Regions from separate parts of the Homo sapiens genome. Here region 1 is linked to region 2. The links are chromatin loops, found by intact Hi-C in ENCODE. Cell type or tissue: ascending aorta. All regions are shown on one strand. Each heading gives the region's core, and the rest is flanking DNA. Links, peaks and the distances in the headings are about the cores only.

Evidence for each region. Hi-C counts contacts between places; a loop is a spot of excess contacts. Peaks named below come from ENCODE experiments on the same cell type or tissue, not always from the same donor. Only the 100,000 strongest peaks of a DNase experiment are listed, where the experiment ranks them.
Region 1: it touches region 2 in a loop (2.1-fold over the local background); 5 of 110 quality-filtered maps call a loop at or near these places.

What each region holds. Positions count from the first base shown.
Region 1 is chr10:51,296,954-51,306,535 of GRCh38, reverse strand. All of the region lies in intron 2 of PRKG1 (protein kinase cGMP-dependent 1), which reads right to left. It overlaps MIR605 (microRNA 605), which reads right to left and starts at 6,963; the gene lies at 6,881-6,963. In ascending aorta, for the core only: no CTCF peak of the experiment used is centred there; a DNase peak (open chromatin) is centred at 4,735; H3K27ac peaks cover 7,249 bases.
Region 2 is chr10:51,364,773-51,374,354 of GRCh38, reverse strand. All of the region lies in intron 2 of PRKG1 (protein kinase cGMP-dependent 1), which reads right to left. Among named protein-coding and RNA genes, the nearest start is that of MIR605, 70 kb to the right of the region's middle. In ascending aorta, for the core only: a CTCF peak has its summit at 5,274; DNase peaks (open chromatin) are centred at 4,252 and 8,104; H3K4me3 peaks cover 1,079 bases; H3K27ac peaks cover 6,258 bases.

The DNA.
Region 1 (9,582 bases), core at 1,133-9,132, 68 kb after region 2:
AGGAAAAGGCATTCAGAATGGACATGTTTATTTTCTCTGCCTCCCCTCCAACATACACATATCAACTATGGAAACTCCCAGAACTACACAGGGGTACAACCAAGGCCATACTGGGTAAAAGCCTGGCTTTATATGGAAAGTTGAAGAGGGAAATATGCATATCAATCTCAAATAGGTGATTTTCAAGCCCAAATCTCACTCTTGAATTCTGATATGCAACTTGTCATTCTCGCCTGTGAAACCAAAATTTCAAAAAGAAGCCCCAAATGTAAGTCAACTATGAAATTTGGGTACAAATGCCATATTCTCTCTGCAATATACTCTCAAGCCTATCCAGTGTAATGGAATGAAAAGAAAGCAGACTTTGACTCAGACCAAACTTAATTTCAATCCAGGTTCTGTTACTGTGAGGCCCTAAATAAGTCACTAAATCATCCTTGCTGTAGCATTGTCTTCAGTAAAATAATGGTCATATAATGTCTACTTTCCAGAGCTATTCCAAGAATTAACTGTCATATGGTACACATAATATTTGCCTTAGTGTCTATTGCATCTACTCAGGACTGCCTCCAAGAAGTGATGACCTGAGGCTTCCAATAGTCAGACAGAAATTGAACATATTCAACCTCTTATTCCTCTGTGGTGTGTGATAGTTATTCTGATTACAAAAGCCCTCCATATCAGGAACGTGATATTAATTCACAAGATATGTGCTTAGCAAGTCAAATTCTCTAGGAAGAAAATGATATTTTTATCCAGAAAAACATAAAACAAAGCAAAATGTTACACTTTTGAACAGTCAAAACAATTGCTCCAGAAAGCTGGAGCAGAGGAAAAAGGAATCCTATTTTGGTGTTCACATGGCTATAAGGAAGACGCTGAAATCAGCACATTCTCCTGAGTGCATGGACCACTCAAGGTATAGAACATTCTGTTCATGCTGCCCTAAAGGCCAATTGAAAGGCTTCTGCAAGGTAAACAGGTCTTAGAAAGTTTTTGTTTTTGAGGATTTTTCTGGAAAAAGTTATTTATTTACTTATTATTTGGAGAGAGGCACCCTTTCCAGTAAAGTGGTCTCTTGTAAATTAGCCCTTTAACAAATGCATCTACCAGTCACCCCCAACAGCTTTTCTGTGCAGGAAGCCAACAAAAAGGAAAGTTAGTAAGTCAAGCCACAAAAGTATACATATAATTCAAGGGCATTTCTGAAAATGTATAAAGCAGGATAGGAGGCCTATCCTTAAAGGTTACTGTTCTTTTTCTAAAATGAAAATTTTGGTGGTGGGAGAAGAGTGCCATTGTGCTCTGAAACTCTACTTTTGGAAGAACTAGGGTAGCAGTCTCATAGCTATTGCCCTAAAATTGAAGGGCTATCTTTCCAGGGGTGATTATGCTCCTATAGGATGCAAGCTCAGTCCTGTGACTCACTCCATCCCCAGACCTTCAGTAAGGCTCTGGAAAATAGGATCTGTCCAACTGACAAGTTACCAGTTGATCAGAGCTGCTGAATGCACCATGACAAAGTCTTCATTTTCTAGCAGCACATAGAAAGAATGGCCTTGCTGATTCTGGCCCTGGGTTGAAGCACTAGCTCTGCTCTCTCTACCCCTTACAAGTAATGTGACGTAAGGAAGTGACAAACTTCTGGTCCCCCATTTCTTCATCTGTAAGATATGTGGCACATATACACCATGGAATACTATGCAGCCATAAAAAATGATGATTTCATGTCCTTTGTAGGGACATGGATGAAATTGGAAATCATCATTCTCAGTAAACTATTGCAAGGACGAAAAACCAAACACCGCATGTTCTCACTCATAGGTGGGAATTGAACAATGAGAACACATGGACACAGGAAGGGGAACATCACACTCTGGGGACTGTTGTGGGGTGGGGGGAGGGGGGAGGGATAGCATTAGGAGATATACCTAATGCTAAATGATGAGTTAATGGGTACAGCACAGCAGCATGGCACATGTATACATATGTAACTAACCTGCACATTGTGCACATGTACCCTAAAACTTAAAGTATAATAATAATAAAATAAAAAAATAAAAATAAATAAAGTGTCTCTGGGTCTTATCAGAAAGTCCAATCCCTAGTATATGATTAAAATAGATTTTACATCATCCTTTGATATTCAACTTAATTATTACATCAGTTGTTCACATGATTTTTCCTTAGAGATATTTGATTCTATGTAATGTTTTCAAATTGATTTTTTAATATTACGTGACTATATGATATTTACTATATCAAGGTATCTCTACGCATCTTTTCTAACTAATTTTCAAGTGCTTACACTGATTTATTTTTATTAGTGTATTTCTCTTAATGTTTTTCTTCCAAAGAAAATTCTGATTTGGACCACTGAAACCCAATGATCATTTACAATGTTTTAAAATATTTTGTCCGGGCACGGTGGCTCATGTCTGTAATCCCAGCACTTTGGGAGGCCGAGGTGGGCAGATCACCTGGTGTCAGGAGTTCAAGAACAGCCTGGCCAACATGACGAAACCCCATCTCTACTAAAAAAACCAAAATTAACTGGGCATGGTGGTGGGTGCCTGTAATCCCAGCTATTTGGGAGGCCGAGGAAGGAGAATTGCTTGAACCTGGGGGTGGAGGTTGCGGTGAGCTGAGATCACACCACTGCGCTCCAGCCTGGGTTACAGAGTGAGACTCTGTCTCAAATATGTATGTGTGTGTGTGTGTGTATATATATATAGATATAGTTTTATTTTAAAATTGAAAAATAGTTTGTGATATCTTAAAGAGAATTAAATTCTAAAGATATGTTTTATTTAGTTTTTCTGTTAGAAAAATGCAATAACACTGGAGACAAAAATTAAATTTAATATTATTATCTTCTCCAAAAAGTAAGAATGTATTTATACTTTCACTGTTTATATTAAAAAGCAAATAAGATCCATCATGCCCAGTAAGACGAGAATTTTTAAATAAATATCCAGCGAAGTTTTCTAGGTTAGCAGTAATTGCTAATCATTGAGTTGAAAGAGTAAAAGAGGCTGATCAGTTTTCCATCAAGCAGAGACAAGGGGCATTTCTCACAAATAAGACATGGTTTTGGCAGATGTCACTGACAGCGCACACATGAGGCCATCTTAAACTGAATAGGCCTGTTTGATGATTGCTGTGAAGACTAGCAGTGAACATTTAACTCTTAGAAAATCTTGAGATTTAAATAAAGTGGTAGTGCCATGTAAAACATATTGTATTATTCATATTAAAAGAATTAAAGCAAACATTGCACGGAAACTTGGGAAGTCCTTGAGAGAAAAGAATAGAGGAGGATGTATCTTCCTAAAATTTTAATGTTGGACAGAGAATGGTATTTTGTTAATATCTTACATTTATGTCCCTTGTGGAATAGCTTTCTCTGGGTATATTCTTGACTGCCCCATATTTGCAAACAGACCAATCTTAACCAGTTTTCAAACCAATCTTAACCCGGTTGAAACAGCATCCATTCCCTGGGGCTTACTTTATTCCCTTCTTTCCCTGGTTGGAATTAATCTCTCTATCCTATAAAGGGCCAAAATACTCTTGCAAGAAGCTCCACCGCACAGGCTGTGTGACCTTGGGTGAAATACTTAACTTCTCTGAACTTTAACTGTAAAATAGAGTTTCAAGTTCCCTATTTTAAAAAGGAGGATAATAATAGTACCTTCTTTATAGACTTACTATAGTGATTAAATGAGGTCATATGTACAGCATATGCTCCATAATCTTTTCCTGCTTGGAAGACAGCCTGTCCATTGTGAGTGCTGGATAGGTGTTTGTTAGGTAATGAAATAAAGTACATCTCAAATGTTACTCACTGTCTTTATCCTCTCTTGTAGCCTGGAAGCTTTTCCCAGCTAAAGACAATATCTTCAAACCCCCATATTTAGTAAACTATTCCTGGTTTTGGTAGCAGTTATAAATATCTGCTCGTTAAAAAAAAAAAAAAGTGATGTTTTGCTACCAATGAGTCATTTAAAAATATTGGCCTGAAAGAACCAACATTGAAGATATTCATATTTTTTCATACTTTCCTAGGCTATTATTAGGTCTCAATTACATCATCAGTGCTTATGACACACCATAGGCACTTAATAAACAGGTGCCAAGTGAATAAAATCTAGTGAGCAAATAACTCTTTATCTCAAATTACTAAAATGAATAATATTTTACAGGGAATAATTCTGTTTCTACATTATCACGTTTACTAAAAATGTTTGTCAAGTAGATGTTATATACAATTTGAATAAAAGTTTTTAAACGTCTCTGGAAGACATGCTTATAAGGCCCTACATTAATTAACGTACCAGTCAATCAACAGGTGTCAATTAAACCCCTAGTAGTGCTCCTCAATGTGCTAATGGCGGAGTGTATTTCAAAAGAAGTATAAGATACATCCTCAGTGGATTTACAGACTAAATGGAACAAGGACATAGCTAACACTGTGGTTCCAAACCATTTGATCAGCACTCTGAGTGAAGTAGCTTGAGAGAGGTCAGAGCACCAGGAACTGGACTAGTTAAGGTCACGTCTTAGAAGAGGCTGATACATGGGAAGAATTCACACAGATGACACATGAGAAGAGAAGGCAGTCACACACTCATCCTGATACCTCACGGCTCATACTGCTTTGCTCATACTCAACACACTAAACTGAACTGAACTCCTCTGACTGCAAAACCAATAGCCAGGAAGCCAAACCTGCAATGTCCAGTGGCAGCCGGGGAGGCTCAGGAGACAGGATCAATTACAACAGGGCTTCTTACGGGAAAGTGGTCCCCACACTGGTGATTCAGCTCACATGCCCACAGACTGACTGGGCCAGCTTGGCTTCCATTGACTGCCATCCCTCGCCTGGCTCTCCTGACTGCACCCTGACCTATTCCCAATCCTTTGGTCTTTCTTTTTTGGATAGATTACTATGGATTTCTGTTGCTCCATTTGACTTAAACATTAGTTTCCAAATAAAATATAAGCCAATTCTCTGCACATTTTGAAGTGGCTCACTCAAGGCTGTAATGTTTAAAAATTGATATTCCTCAGAGGGTTTTGTATATTTTTTCCCCTACTTCAGAAATAATTAGGGGAGTTATATTAAACAGGTCTAAAAGAAGGTACCTTTCTTTTAGGCATTTTTTTTCCCTCTCATTCCCCAAACATTCCATTACTATTTTATCCCTTCTGAGCCTAGCCAGAAACTTGGCCTCCTTTGACTCCCAAACATACCAAGTTATTAAAAATACCCTTCAGCCAATATTAAGGAAGGGTCAGTAAAATGAACTCAGCATGGGGCTTAAGCAGAGCACAATGATTTCTTTGACTTAGTGAAGGAAATGAATGAGGATGATTTTGGACGGCCAGTTTCTTTCACTAATCTGTTGCTGGACTCTATCAGACATGAATGTTTCTCCCTGTCAGATTTCCTAATATTTCTCCATTGTGCTGTCACCGACATGAGAGTTAACTGGCATGAGAAGAGCTCATCTCACTCAAAAAAAAAGTCAACATTCCACAGAAAGTTATGGGACCTTCAGTTAGTATTAAGAGGAAAGTGAAATTAGAAGCTTAGCACTCACAAGATTTATACAGGAAAAGAAAGGCAGACACACTATTTTCAGGCTGCTGCTAATTAAGTCTTATTTGGATTGGAGCCTTCTGAAAGGAATCAACACATCAGGAATGGGTAAGCTAACAGGGAGGAGACAGCTGCTGAATATAATTCTGGAGAGAGCAGCCCTGCTGCTTAGATCTCAGATAACACAGAGGTTCAGTGTGTAATTGACTATGGAACAAGAAGAACATTGTTTTGTAAAAGAAGGTACCATTGCTGGGGTCCACAGAAACAGTTATGGTTCTTACCTCTGAAGGAGAACTGTGTTTAACTGTGGCTTTTAGATTTAACTTACTAAATTTGTATTTGCTGCAAAAGTAAACCACACTCAAGAGTAAAGCAAAATTCATCAGCAAGGCTATAATTTTGCAGAGAGAAATAAGAAGGGTGTATAATATTTAAATCGGAACTCAGCATCCCAGCAAAGAGCTTCTTAATCAAAACAAAAGAGAAAAAATCATTAAATACAGTAACCCACTGAGATTCACATGAAGGTATGTCCCACAACTTTCATAAATCCCGAATTTATGATACCACTATAATATACTATTACTCCACAAGAAGTAGATGTGAATAACACCCAAGGATTACTGTGTATGATACAGAAAACCAAAGAGAAGAAAAGCTGCATGGAGAGCAGCTGCTCTGACTGTGTGTGCAGTGCCTCATTCACCAACACACAATTCAAATTCAAGCCTCAGCAAAATAACTTGTCGTAAGCCATGATCCTCTATAAGGTCATCTTCAAATAGACGAAATAGTGACATTTAATTCATAAAGACAAGGTTCTACTCTCTTGCTGAGCAAGTAATCCAATCAACTGTGGTTTAGTTTCATCAACTTTGGAGAAAAGGCAATTTTCTTTCAAGATTTGACACCCTTCATACCCTCTGCCTATAATTCCAGATGGTAGGTGTAGGTGGTAGAAATGTTAGGTTGAGCAGAATGATAGTACCTAAAGAAGAATGAATAGTACCAGGAAATGCATGACTCATGGCATTCTAATTTTCTTGAAGTTCTTTTGTACATTTGCATCAAGATTTTCCACAAAATTCAATCCTGACTTTAATTGTAAATTAAAGAGTCCTTTATTGAATTTCTATTATTGCAGAGCAGTTACGCCACATGAGGTATAATAGAAGCTTATAATGTCATTGAGAGGCCAGGAAAAAACACATGTGCAGAGAGCAATATACCTGTGGCTGTCAGCCTGTAACATAGGTAACCTGTATCTGCAGTCCTAACTTGATTCTAAATCTCATAGTGCCTTCTCTGTTTTTCCCAAGGAGAAGGCACCATGGGATTTAGAACCAAGCTAGGGCTAGAGACATATGTTACAGGCTGTGAAAGTTCTACCAAAGTTCCTACTTTAAAGAATGAGCAAAAAGAGGCGGGGCATGGTGGCTCACACCTGCAATCTCAGCACTCTGGGAGGCCGAGGTGGGTGGATCACCTGAGATCAGGAGTTCAAGACCAGCCTGGCCAACATGGTGAAACCCCATCTCTACTAAAATTACAAAACTTAGCCAGGCATGGTGGAGGATGCCTGTAATCCTACCTATTCAGGAGGCTGAGGAAGGAGAATTGCTTGAACCCAGGAGGCGGAGGTTGCAGTGAGCCGAGATCGTACCACTGCACTCTAGCCTGGGTAACACAGTGAGACTCCATCTCAAAAAACATATAAAAATAAATACAGATAAAAAGAATGGGCAAAAAGAGATACTGGCTAAAGTCTTAAGCAATAAATTCATCAAAGGCAAAAAGACAGGTAAGTGTGTGTGGCTTTAAGGAACCATTAACTGAACCATTTTATTGGAGCAAAGGGCTCATTTAAAGGCATGAGTGAAAATGACAGATGGAGTAATGGTCATATTCCTTTCATTATTACACTTTAGACAACAAACCTTTGTGCTCCATTGCACTTAAATACCAGGAAAACACTTACCAAAGAACAATATTAACACATTTATGCAACCATATGATCTTTGCATACAGATCACAGCAATCAAGCTTCCAACCTTTTGTTGCATGCCTACTATGTGCCAGGAATTGTCCTAGCACTTCCCTTCCAATTCCCTATCCTATTTAATCGCTTCACATTCTACCACTCACACAAATTGTAGATTTATTTTACTCTCAGCCCACATAAAATACTCCAACCTAACAATTTTTAATTCTATCGGCATGATATTCTTTCATCCATCTAATGTTTCTACCTTAGATCAGAACCATTTCATATTTCAATTCCTACATTACCCCCTAGACTCCAGGCTTATAGTTTTATAAAATAAGATTGTAAAATAAAAACCCATCTTCTCCCTTCCTCCAGAAAAGGAGAGAAGTAAGTGTGTAATAGCTAACATTTATAATGATTTTACTATGCTGAGTGCTTTCTACATAAAGCTGTTTCATTTAATGGCTCAGCAACACTGTTGAAAAAGGAAGAACCTGGAGTATGGAAAGACTGAACAACTCCCACCAGGTTCATGTAATCAGTAATTGGTGGAGCTGGAATTTTTAATCAGGTCCAACTCAGAACCTAAATCTTTTAAGATCACAAGCTTAGTCATAATATTCAATTCAGTGCCTTTTCTTTGCCTATAAAATAAACCACATTTTTTGAAGTAGTGGCAATGTAACTCTTGAATTAGATTGTGTGGGTTCAGATTTCAAATGTATCATTTGCCACCTGTGCAAATTTGGACATCATAATTAATATCCCTAATCATGAATTTATCATCTATAAAATGGATAATATTAGTTTCTTTACACACCATTGTTATAAGGTTAGGAGATAATTCATGTAAAATGTATACAGGGCCTAATATAGTAAGTGCTTAACAAGAACTGATGAAGGAATAATGGTTAGGTACATAAATGAATGAGTGAATGAATTTCCTTTACATACATCTCTTTATATAAATATATCACTTATAGTAACAAGTGTAGGTAAGGACACCTACTCTATCCCTCATTGTTAGGGTTAAGAACTGCTTGCATTATTTTTTAGGAAAAGCCATTAAATGCCTTATACTAAAGAGAAAATAATGGGAGGCATTATCGTAATCATTATCATCATGATTTCATCAAAACTGATGAAAACCTATTACATGTAAGATATCAAGGTTAAAAAAGAGACATATGGCAAAGATGCCATCTTAAAACCTACATAGTAATGCAGTATGTGTAGATTGATCAGTGAATAATTAGATTGTACAACTGCAGTGGAACAAAAGTTCTACCATTCCTGTTGCTCATACATAGAAATGCACATGAGTCACCTACAAGCTTCCTGATTTGCTTTTGCTTTCTCCCCAGCTATTACCCAAACCTAAAAGTATGATTTTTACAAGTTAATAATTTTCTTTTAAGAGGTGTTGTCAAAGTTTCCTCTCAATCCTAATTTAAGGTAAGTATAAAATTATAATATGAAAATCCAAGAATTCACGTTTTAAAAGGAAAAAAGATAAACCAGTAGCAAAGAGCTGGTAACAGATGGCGACTTAGCAGTTAAAGCAGCATTTTTATTATATTCCAGATAGTAAAGTTTTTCTATGACTCTACTGTTCAAATGAACACCCACAGGTTCACCATCTAGAAGTGGTATGTCCCCTAACTTTAGAGAACAAGTTGATTCACAGAGTTCAATACCCTCAAGGTCATTTACTTTCTCTAAATGTCTACCCTCCCCACAACATGCCCTTTTTCCCCCTATTACAAATCAACCAATCTTACAGCTCGCAGAACAGAATTCACTGAATCTTAAAATAATACTATCATATTATTGCCAGGGAAGATGAACTGTGGCTTTTCTCCACTTTTGGACTCAATGCTTTGCATTTATTGTTTCCTTTTATGACCAGTCAGTCCTAGAAGCCAAGGTTAAAACAGAGGAATATCCTCCCAAAAGGAATGAAATAACCCCTTCACTGTTCACTCTG
Region 2 (9,582 bases), core at 1,113-9,112:
AGAGAACCAAACACCGCATGTTCTCACTCATGGGTGGGAGTTGAACAATGAGAACACATGGGCACAGGGAGGGGAACATAACACACCGGGGCCTGTCGGGGGTTGGGGGTGGGGGTGCTAGGGGAGGGACTGCATTAGGAGAAATACGTAACATAGATGACAGGTTGATGGGTGCATGGCATGTGTATACCTATGTAACAAACCTGCATGTTTTGCACATGTATCCCAGAACTTAAAGTACATATATATATATATATATATTTTTTTTTTTTGCAACCTCTGCCAGCCAGGTTCAAGTGATTTTCCTGCCTCAGCCTCCTGAGTAGCTGGGATTACAGGCGCCTTACACCGCCCCCAGCTAATTTTTGTAGTTTTACTAGAGACAGGGTTTCACCATGTTAGCCAGGCTGGTCTTGAACTCCTGACCTCATGATACACCTGCCTCGGCCTCCCAAAGTGCTGGGATTACAGGCGTGAGCCACCATGCCCAGCCAAAGTATAATTTTTTAAAAAACGAAAAGAGACAGCATGGATAAAGAAAAAAAAGAAAGAAAAGAAACACCTGCGTTAGTTTGCTGATGATAATGGCCTCCAGCTTCATCCATGTTCCTGCAAAGGACATGATCTTGTTTCTTTTTATGGCTGCATAGTATTCTGTGGTGTGTATGTACCACATTTTTAAAAATCCAGTCTATCATTGATGGGCATTTGGGTTGATTAAGGGAACAACACATACTAGGGACTGTCAGGGGAGGGTAGGGGGTGGCGGAGAGCATCGGGAAATATAGCTAAGGCATGCCAGGCGTAATATCTAGGTAACAGGCTGATTGGTGCAGCAAACCACCATGGCACACGTTTATCTATGTAACAAACCTGCACATCCCGCACATGTACCCTGGAACTAATTTTATTTTTTAAAAAAGAAACACCTGAATTTTGGAGAGGACACATTTGAATCATAGCACCTCCTTATCAAACCTTAGGTGAGACTCTATCCCTGGCTGATGCCTTACTTGCAGTTTTCTGAGAGACCCAGAAGCAGAGGGCTCAGATTCTTGATTTCCAGATTCTGGATCCACAGAAACTGTGAAATAATAACTTTGTGTTGCTTCATGTTGCTAAGTTTGTGAAAATTTGTTATACAGAAATAGATAACATATAGTTACAGTAAGTTTTTTTATTCAAATGTAGGAAGTCTAGAATCTCTATTTTAAACCACTATGCTATATTGCCTCTCAAAAAATATTTGTGTGATTAGTGAATCGATGGATGGATGGATAGACATAATGGTAGCCTTTAGAGCCATATTTTAAGATGCTAAAATAACCCTGATCCTTAAACCTGTCAGAGACATTACAAGAAAAAGAAAACATCAGTAAACTCTCTGTCACGAACATAAGTTAAAAAATCCTAAACAAAATATAAGCAAAAGAAATCCAATGAGTCATACAAATATAATACATTATGAACAAGTTGGGTTTATTCCAGGAATATAAGATTGGTTTATCAACTAAAAATCAATAAATTTAAACCACCATATTTATAAAATGAAGCAGAAAAATCATGTGATTATCTCAATAGATGCAGGAAGAGTATTTGATAAAATTATATCTCAATTTGTGATTTTTCAAAGCCCTCTTAGCAAATTTGAAATAGGACAAAATCTATTTCCATTTGTAATGTTTTAAAAAGCTTCAGGAAGAGAAGAGTATCTACATGGAATTATAGGAAATATTATACTTAGTGATAAATGTTGAAGCCTTCACTTGATTTTGGAAACGAGAAAAGGCAGTCCACTATTTCCACTTTACTCATCATAGTAGCAGAAGTTCTAGACAGTGTTAAAGCAAGTAAAAAGAGTGATAAGGAAATGGAGAATTAAAATTCTCAAAATTTGCTGGGGACATGATTACACAAGTGAAAAACAAAAGAATCTATATAGAAGCTATTAGAATTAGTAAAGTGATTTAGCAAGGTTTCTGGATACAAGATAAAGAACTCAATTGTACTTTTATATGTTAGCAAAAAGATATTTAAAAAGGAAATTTAGAATGTAATTTATAAAAGCTCAATACACACAAAAATGCAGGATTAAATTTAATAAAATATGGACAAGGCTGATATAAAAAACGATAAACCTTACTTCATTAGAAATAACCAATTTCACTTATAGAACACCATCACTAGTAATTCACTAGCAGTTCCATTAGAGATATGACAGAGGCCATAACCAACATGACATGAAATACTGAAACACATGCTGAGTTATCCATATGTTTTTTATTATGTTTCTAGCACTTCAAACGTATAGAAAACTGGAAATGATGCAGGTTTTGACTTTTCTTCCATTTCTTCCAGTGGCAATGTGTACTGGTTGCCTAGGAAACTCTTACAGCAGGGGACAGAACTGGCTGTACCATCACCCTGAGCTGGGCATAGTTTTCAGTGGTAGCTTGTTAGTTCTCAGCCCCCACGGAAGGGCACCTGTGCAGCTCTACTTGGTACCAGAGTCAATCATTTCCAAAAAGCAGAGGCTGTATATTTTGCTGTTAGCATTTTGGCAAAAAGAAAGAAGAAAGGGGTTGATGATGGTGACTGAGGAGGAAAGCCTGAGCAGGGGCTGTTGAAGGTAGAACTAAGATGTGCAGGTGATGAGACTGCAGAATACAAAGAATGAGATACTTAAGTAAGCTTACTGACCATTTAACAGCATGCTCTGTGGCACTGCTGGCAGATGGGAATAGGAGTGTTACTCACAAAAGCAACTTGGAAAGTAACTCAGAAAGAGGAGGACATTTTAACTATTATGTGCCAGGGTGTATAACTACAGCACTACATGTCTTTTTAAAAATATTTTTTGTTTGTTTTGTATTCATTACATCAGTTTTTTCTCTCTCGCTCTCTCTTGTCCCACCACCCCCTCAGACTCACACACACACAGAGTAATTATTGTCCTCATGTTTTTTTTTCTTTTATTTTTTTAAAGAGATGGGTCTCTAATGTTGCTCAGGCTGGTCTCAAACTCCTGGGCTCAAGCAATCCTCCCCCGATCAACCTCCCAAGTAGCTGGGACCATAGGCATGAGCCACCATTCCTGGCATGATCATCATTTTAAAGATAGGTAGTGTAAGTTTCAAAAAGGCTAAATGGCTTGCCTAAGGTCACCTAATTATTAAGCAATGAAGTTGGAATTAAATCCCAATCACGGACCTTATAGACCCTTATCAGGCTGTCTCCAAAGCTGGGACATGTTTTGGGACACGGATGGTGGAAAGGGAGGCAAAGGCCACTGCAGAAATAAAAAAAAATGAAAAACTATACCATGCGGACAAATGAGAAGGAAACTGGCAAGGCTGGAATATAGAGGGTGTAGGGCACACAAAGTTTAAAAAGTTATAGGACAAATTAAGAAGGATCTCAAATGCCAAACTGTAGAGCTGGTTTTTACTCTATAACTACACTGTCCATTACAGTCCCTACGCATGGCCATGTAGGTAGTCTGAACTGGCATGGGCTTTGGGCATAAATTGACATAGGATTTCTAAGACTTAATGTGAAAAAAAACCTCATGTAAAATACCTGATTAGTAATTTTTATATTAATTCACATTGACATAATATTTTGGATGTACTGGATTAGAGAAAATATATTATTAAAATTAATTTTACCTTTTTTTAGATTTATTTTTTAATATGGCTTCTAAAAATTTAAAATTACATTTATGGTTCACATTGTATTCCTATTGGTCACTGATGGGATGCATTATAAGGCATGGTGAGGGTAAGGCTGGGACTGGCTGCTGCTGGGACTAAACTTTCCTTACACACACACACACACACACATACACACACACACACACTCTCTCTCTCTTTCTGTCTCTTTCTCTCTCTCTCTTTCTTAACCCCATATTATTATTTTATTATTATTATTTTCAACCTCCAGCCTCCTTAGGAATAGGCCACTCAGGACTCTCATCCCGCTAGGAAAAACTCTGAAATAAAAATAATTTAACCAAACTCTTTTGCAAGAAATAAGGATGGATCCATTTAGCACCCAGGGAGCGTTTACATCTTAAAGAAAAAAGTACCTGTGGGGAACAAAGCAACAACAATGGTTTTGTAAGAAAAATAGGTTTCTAAAGTCTTTACCCCTCCGGAAAGAGCATTCAAGCAGGGAGCTCTGGCTCACAAAATCACAGAGGAGGCAGCCTCATAGCAGTCACCCAGTGACTCACTCTTGTTTGCCCTATGATGCTCCAGCCACTCTGACCTTGATATTTCATATGGTACCAAGAAATTACTCATCTCATCATCAAAATGGCAAACACCAGAAGGCAGCAATCACTCCAAAACTGAGTGGCTTGAGCTGGCTTGCTAGAGTTAGTACAAGAAAGAAAAAAGTAAACAATAAACTCATATTTGATTGTTATTCAGGCTATCCCATTTTAGCTGGGCTTCCACATTTTGGTATACATAAATGTCTTTAGTGTAGATGGATATTTTTCATGGGCGTTCTTTTTCTCTCAGAGATGATGTCGTAGAGCATAAGGTGCATAGGGGACACATGGTCCTAAAGCTTCTTGCAAAAACTGACTTGGAAATCCCTCTATTTAATAAAGGTGGTGAGAGTTGTAAGGCCAGTCAAAGGATGGAGAGGAGCTATTAATTGGATAGTGTGATGCTAAGCAAACAGCACTGGACTGCCAACCAAGAGACCTGGATTCCAGTTCTTGCTGTGCAACCAAGAAGCTGTACAGCCTTGGGGAATTACTAACTCTTCTACACCCTACAGCCCCTCTGTCAGATGAAGATCTTCTAAATTGATGGTGTTCAACCTTTGTTTACCTTCCAGACATGAAAGAGATGAGATACTCCCTACTATAGGCTGAGTGTTTGTTTCTCCTCCAAATTCATATGTTGAAACCTACTTCCCAGTGAGATGGTATAACAGAGGCCCCAGAGACCTCCCTCACCCCTCCTGCCATATGAGGACACAGTGACAAGGCGCCACCTATGAACAAGGAAGTGGGCCTTCACCAGACACTGAATCTGTCAATGCCTTGATCTTGGACTTCCAAGTCTCCTCAACTGTGAAAAATGAATTTCTATTGTTTATAAGCCACCTAGTCTATGGTATTCTTCTTATAGAAGCCCAACAGAATAAGACACTCCATTCAGAAACAGTCGCTTCTAATGAAAAAAAAGATTATGAGCGCCTCCTATTGGCAGGCATTTATTGTGCATTACGGCAGTGATTTTCAGCTGAAGAAACACGAGCCTTGGGCTTCGAAATCTCCAGGTATATAATCTCACTTTTAGAATCATAGAGACTATCTCATTTCTAAGATTTTTTTCTGGTGTTATGAAGATGAAGGAAATCTCTGAGATTCCTTCACCTAGAATTTAATAACAGTACATTCCTTTTCTCCGTTTCTTCTTACTCTCATTTCTCCAATCCATATACCTCATTCTTGGAGACTACTTCCTGATGGTTGTTGATTTGAATAAATCACTGAGGACACTACGCTCCCATGAAGAAAATTTGGTTAAGCCAGTTTAGTCCACAATTTCTCCAGTGTGGCAAAACGATTTTGATTGGGTAGCTTTCTGATACATATTGTTTTCTTCCTGAAGATGTCCTACATTCTAGTACTCTTTAGTCTTGATCCACTAGAAAGAACAGAGTAAATCTATTGTTCATAGTAAATACTCAGCTTTTAAACATTTCACTCTCTTTTGTCATCCCATGTCACTCTGTAATTTTAAATTAGGTCAGCTATCATTTTCTGAACACCTTTTCTATGTAAGATTTTGGAGGAATATAAACCCAATGTGTGAGAAGTGCTGAAAGGTATAGATGCTAGAAGAACAAGACTATAGACCATGACCTGAGGTAATACAAAGTTCATTTTTACACTAAATTTCAGAATATGAAATTTATATTGATCCCATGAAGCTCCATCCATAGCAGGTTCTTGTCTACTAGGTGAATGGCTATTAAAAAGTCAAGAGAAGCTGTAAAATTTCTTGTATTCTTGACAGTCCTCTACAAGGAAGACGAAAAAAAGTGTAATATGTTTCGATCATGAAGTAGTCAGACCTGAAGACTGCATGCTTTTCAAATAACATAGTAACCTAAAAAATCTAGGCTTGCAATAGGTAAGGAAATACCTTGGGTAATATTCACATTGCAAAAATAAAAGAGTTTATTTGTAGCTAGGAATATTAGATAAAACTGCATAAGAAAATATTCTGGCTCTATGATGTTCTTAGGAATTAGTATCTGAGATGGTTTCTGGAAAGCAGGTAGGATTTGGGAAGAGGAGGAGTTGGGACATTTCTACAAAAGGAAATAAAATCAGCAAAACACTATAATCAGAAAGGAGAGGGAAGCCCTGTAAAACAGTTTGTAGACTGGTTTGGCTGGGCAGAGGGGTCAAGCTGAGGTGTAATAAGCAATGTAAATTAAGGACTGGATCTTTGAGTGCTCTGAATGTCAACAGAAAAGATCTATTTTATTACGTAGGGAATACATTTTCTGATTAAGAGAATACCAATTTACTACTGGACCAAAAAACACTGTGTTAGTAGTTGTGCTGTATTAATCATATATTAGGTCACAGAAGAGCAATTTACATCTCAAAATTGGTAGAGACTTTGAAGTTCTTCTACTCCAAAAATAAGCAGTCTTTGCTTGCTTTAGATGGAATAGAGAAATTAGCAAATCAAAGGACTTTAAAAAGGATGAAAGGTATAAAAATAAGGGGGACAGACGCAACAAGAAGGAAAACATAGTATCTATCACTAGAAAGACTCTTGTCTAATTCCTTTTATGGAGCTAGTTGTTAAGTGTGAAAAAAGAAAAAAGGAGTAAATTCCAGCCCTGGGCATCATAAGAGATGTTCCCTCAGCAGCATTTGTACATACGCACATTTGGTTCCTACTTCTGCATATCGACACACCTCTTTAAAGGAAAACAAAATGCCCAAATTACCATTTTTAACTAGTAAGCTCTCTTTCAGTTGAGTTACCCTGTTGCCAAAAACACTCTCTTGCTCTTTTTGGAATTTCAATGTTTTCTTTTTGAGCCCTTTTTACTGGTAGAAGAGATAAGATTTCACAAGCTAATTGGATACGTGCAGCATAACTGTTAAAAGCCTCCCTGTTGAAATCCGTGGAGCTGAAAATACTTTCTTTTTAGCTCTTCTGACAACATGGAAAAAAAAGAGTCTTAGTTTCTAAATGAAACTGCTCAAAGAGAGGAAAAACCTAGTAAAACAAATGGGTAATCCCTCACTGGTTTTCTTAAATGATAAATTAATGAATTTAAAATTCCCCATCCAATTGCTATGATGTGAGTTATTTAATGGTGCAATGGCTCAGAACCCAAGACACCTGGATTACAACACTTGGTTTAGTCATTAATTTTTGCAGGGGGTCGGAGGGGTCGGAAGGGTAGACTTAGACATGTGTTTTTACCTCTCTAAACAACAAGGCTTAGAAAAATGAGGTAAAATTACTTTCTATTTTCTGTTAAAATAATGAGAGACTTGATTCAGAACATGAAAAAAATGAAGAAATTTTGAAGAAAGCTTTCATGTACATGCTGGAGAAATGATTTTTTATAATCTTGTCTAAATAAGTAAGGATATATATGGATGTATAACACAAATACACACAAACATTTAAATAGTGTGTCTTAGTTCTATGAATTTGAAGGCCAAGAAGGACCTCCAGTTTGTTTAAACAGATTGCCATGTTAACTTAACAGAGAGATAGAATCTGGAGATAACTGTATTTACAGATAGGTATGTTATCAGGTCTACTAATTTATAGAAAAGAGTAAATAAGTAGAAGCTTGAAAGGTTATAGAGAAGTTATCTCCATAAAGTATGGGCTGATCAGACGCTTCCAAAGTTTTAAAGCTTGTCTTGACAGGAACATTGTTTTCTTGGAGACCAAACTCATTGATTATAGAATGCTCTTTAAAATCTAAGTGGATTTAAGAAGGAACTGGTGGCTTTTTAATATCCACTTATAAGTGGTTGCAAACACAGATGAACTCCATGTTCTACTAGGAAAAACTGAAAGACAAAGAATTTCCAAAAGCACTGCCAGGTTTCCAGTTGGTTGGTGTCAGGGTGACATTGCACTTCCTTCAGCAGCAGTGATTGAGGAATCATACCAGAGAAATTATACCAGAGAAATAAAATGAGAAAAAAATGAGAGACTTCAAAGAGATGACCAAAAATAAAAAAATTACCTCATGCAAACGCAAACTCTAAAAAGTAGAACCAAATAATATAAAACTATCTTTTCCCTTAAATATAAATGATGCCATCTGCCAAGATATAGAACTTGAGTGATAGAGTCGTTTTTAAACAAAGACCTGGAAACAATTTTTTTTATTTAGTCTCTTTTACACAGCAATTTTTTTTTTCGTATAGTGATGGAGAGGAAAAAAAAGATTTAGTACAAAGCTATGCAGCTTGGAAATAAGATTACTTGGGGATAAGTTTATTCTATTGAAGGGAAACTAGTAAGAATATGCATATAGTGGATGAGACTAGGTACTTAAGAGAGATACTAAGGAATATCCCCCAAAAATGATGTTTCTCAAACTTGATTGTACATTTGAATCCCCTAGGAATCTGGTTAAAATGCAGATTCTAATTTACCAGCTCTGGGATTGGGCTGAGATTCTGCATTTCTACAAAAGCTCCTCAGTGATCCTGATGTTCAGCATCCTTTCACCACATGTTGTTAGAAATAAACAGAAACAATTAAAATTATTAGAATATTCAGCCCCCCAAAATTAACCAATTTATTGGGGCTGAATGGCAGGACTGCTCCACTGTAGAGACAGATGTATCAAGCACCCAGAGTTGGAAGCCACAAACTTTAAGATTATTAAGTTGATTTCCTCTTATCTCATGACATTATACTAACTGCCTTCTGATTATAATTTGATTCCTTGTGCAGGATTTCCTCTAGAGCAAATTGTGCTGGTTAGTCAACCCAGCTCCTACAGGAGGATGACAGTATGGAAAGAGATTGGGCTTTGAATCAGACAGAATAGGATCTGTTAGATATGTTGTTAATGATGATGAGTGGTGAAAACAAGACGAAGAAGATGATGATGATAGTGACAACAGGCATTTTACTGTGTGCCTACCATGTGCCAGATACTGTGCTTTGTGATTTACACATATTAGATCAATTTTATGACTTAATTCTGTCACCCGACAGATAAGAAAACCCAAAGTTATAGAGCTAGTAATGGTCTGTAGAGACTTAAATTCATCACTGTCCAGCTCCAAATTGATTTTCTGTGCTAATATATACATCCCAGCAGGAAAAGAACCTTTCATTATAACTGTTACTAAAGTAGGCACTCAGTAAATGGTAATTATTTGTTCTACTTATTATATAGAGTTTACGTGGTTATATTTGAATCCCTTGTGCATTTGGTTCACATGAGTCAGACTTCATAGCCTTATCAACTTGGATAATACTGACTTCTTGAATCTGTAAAGCTGAGAACTAAACTCCTAATCGTGATAAAGCCACTCCAGGGAGTCTA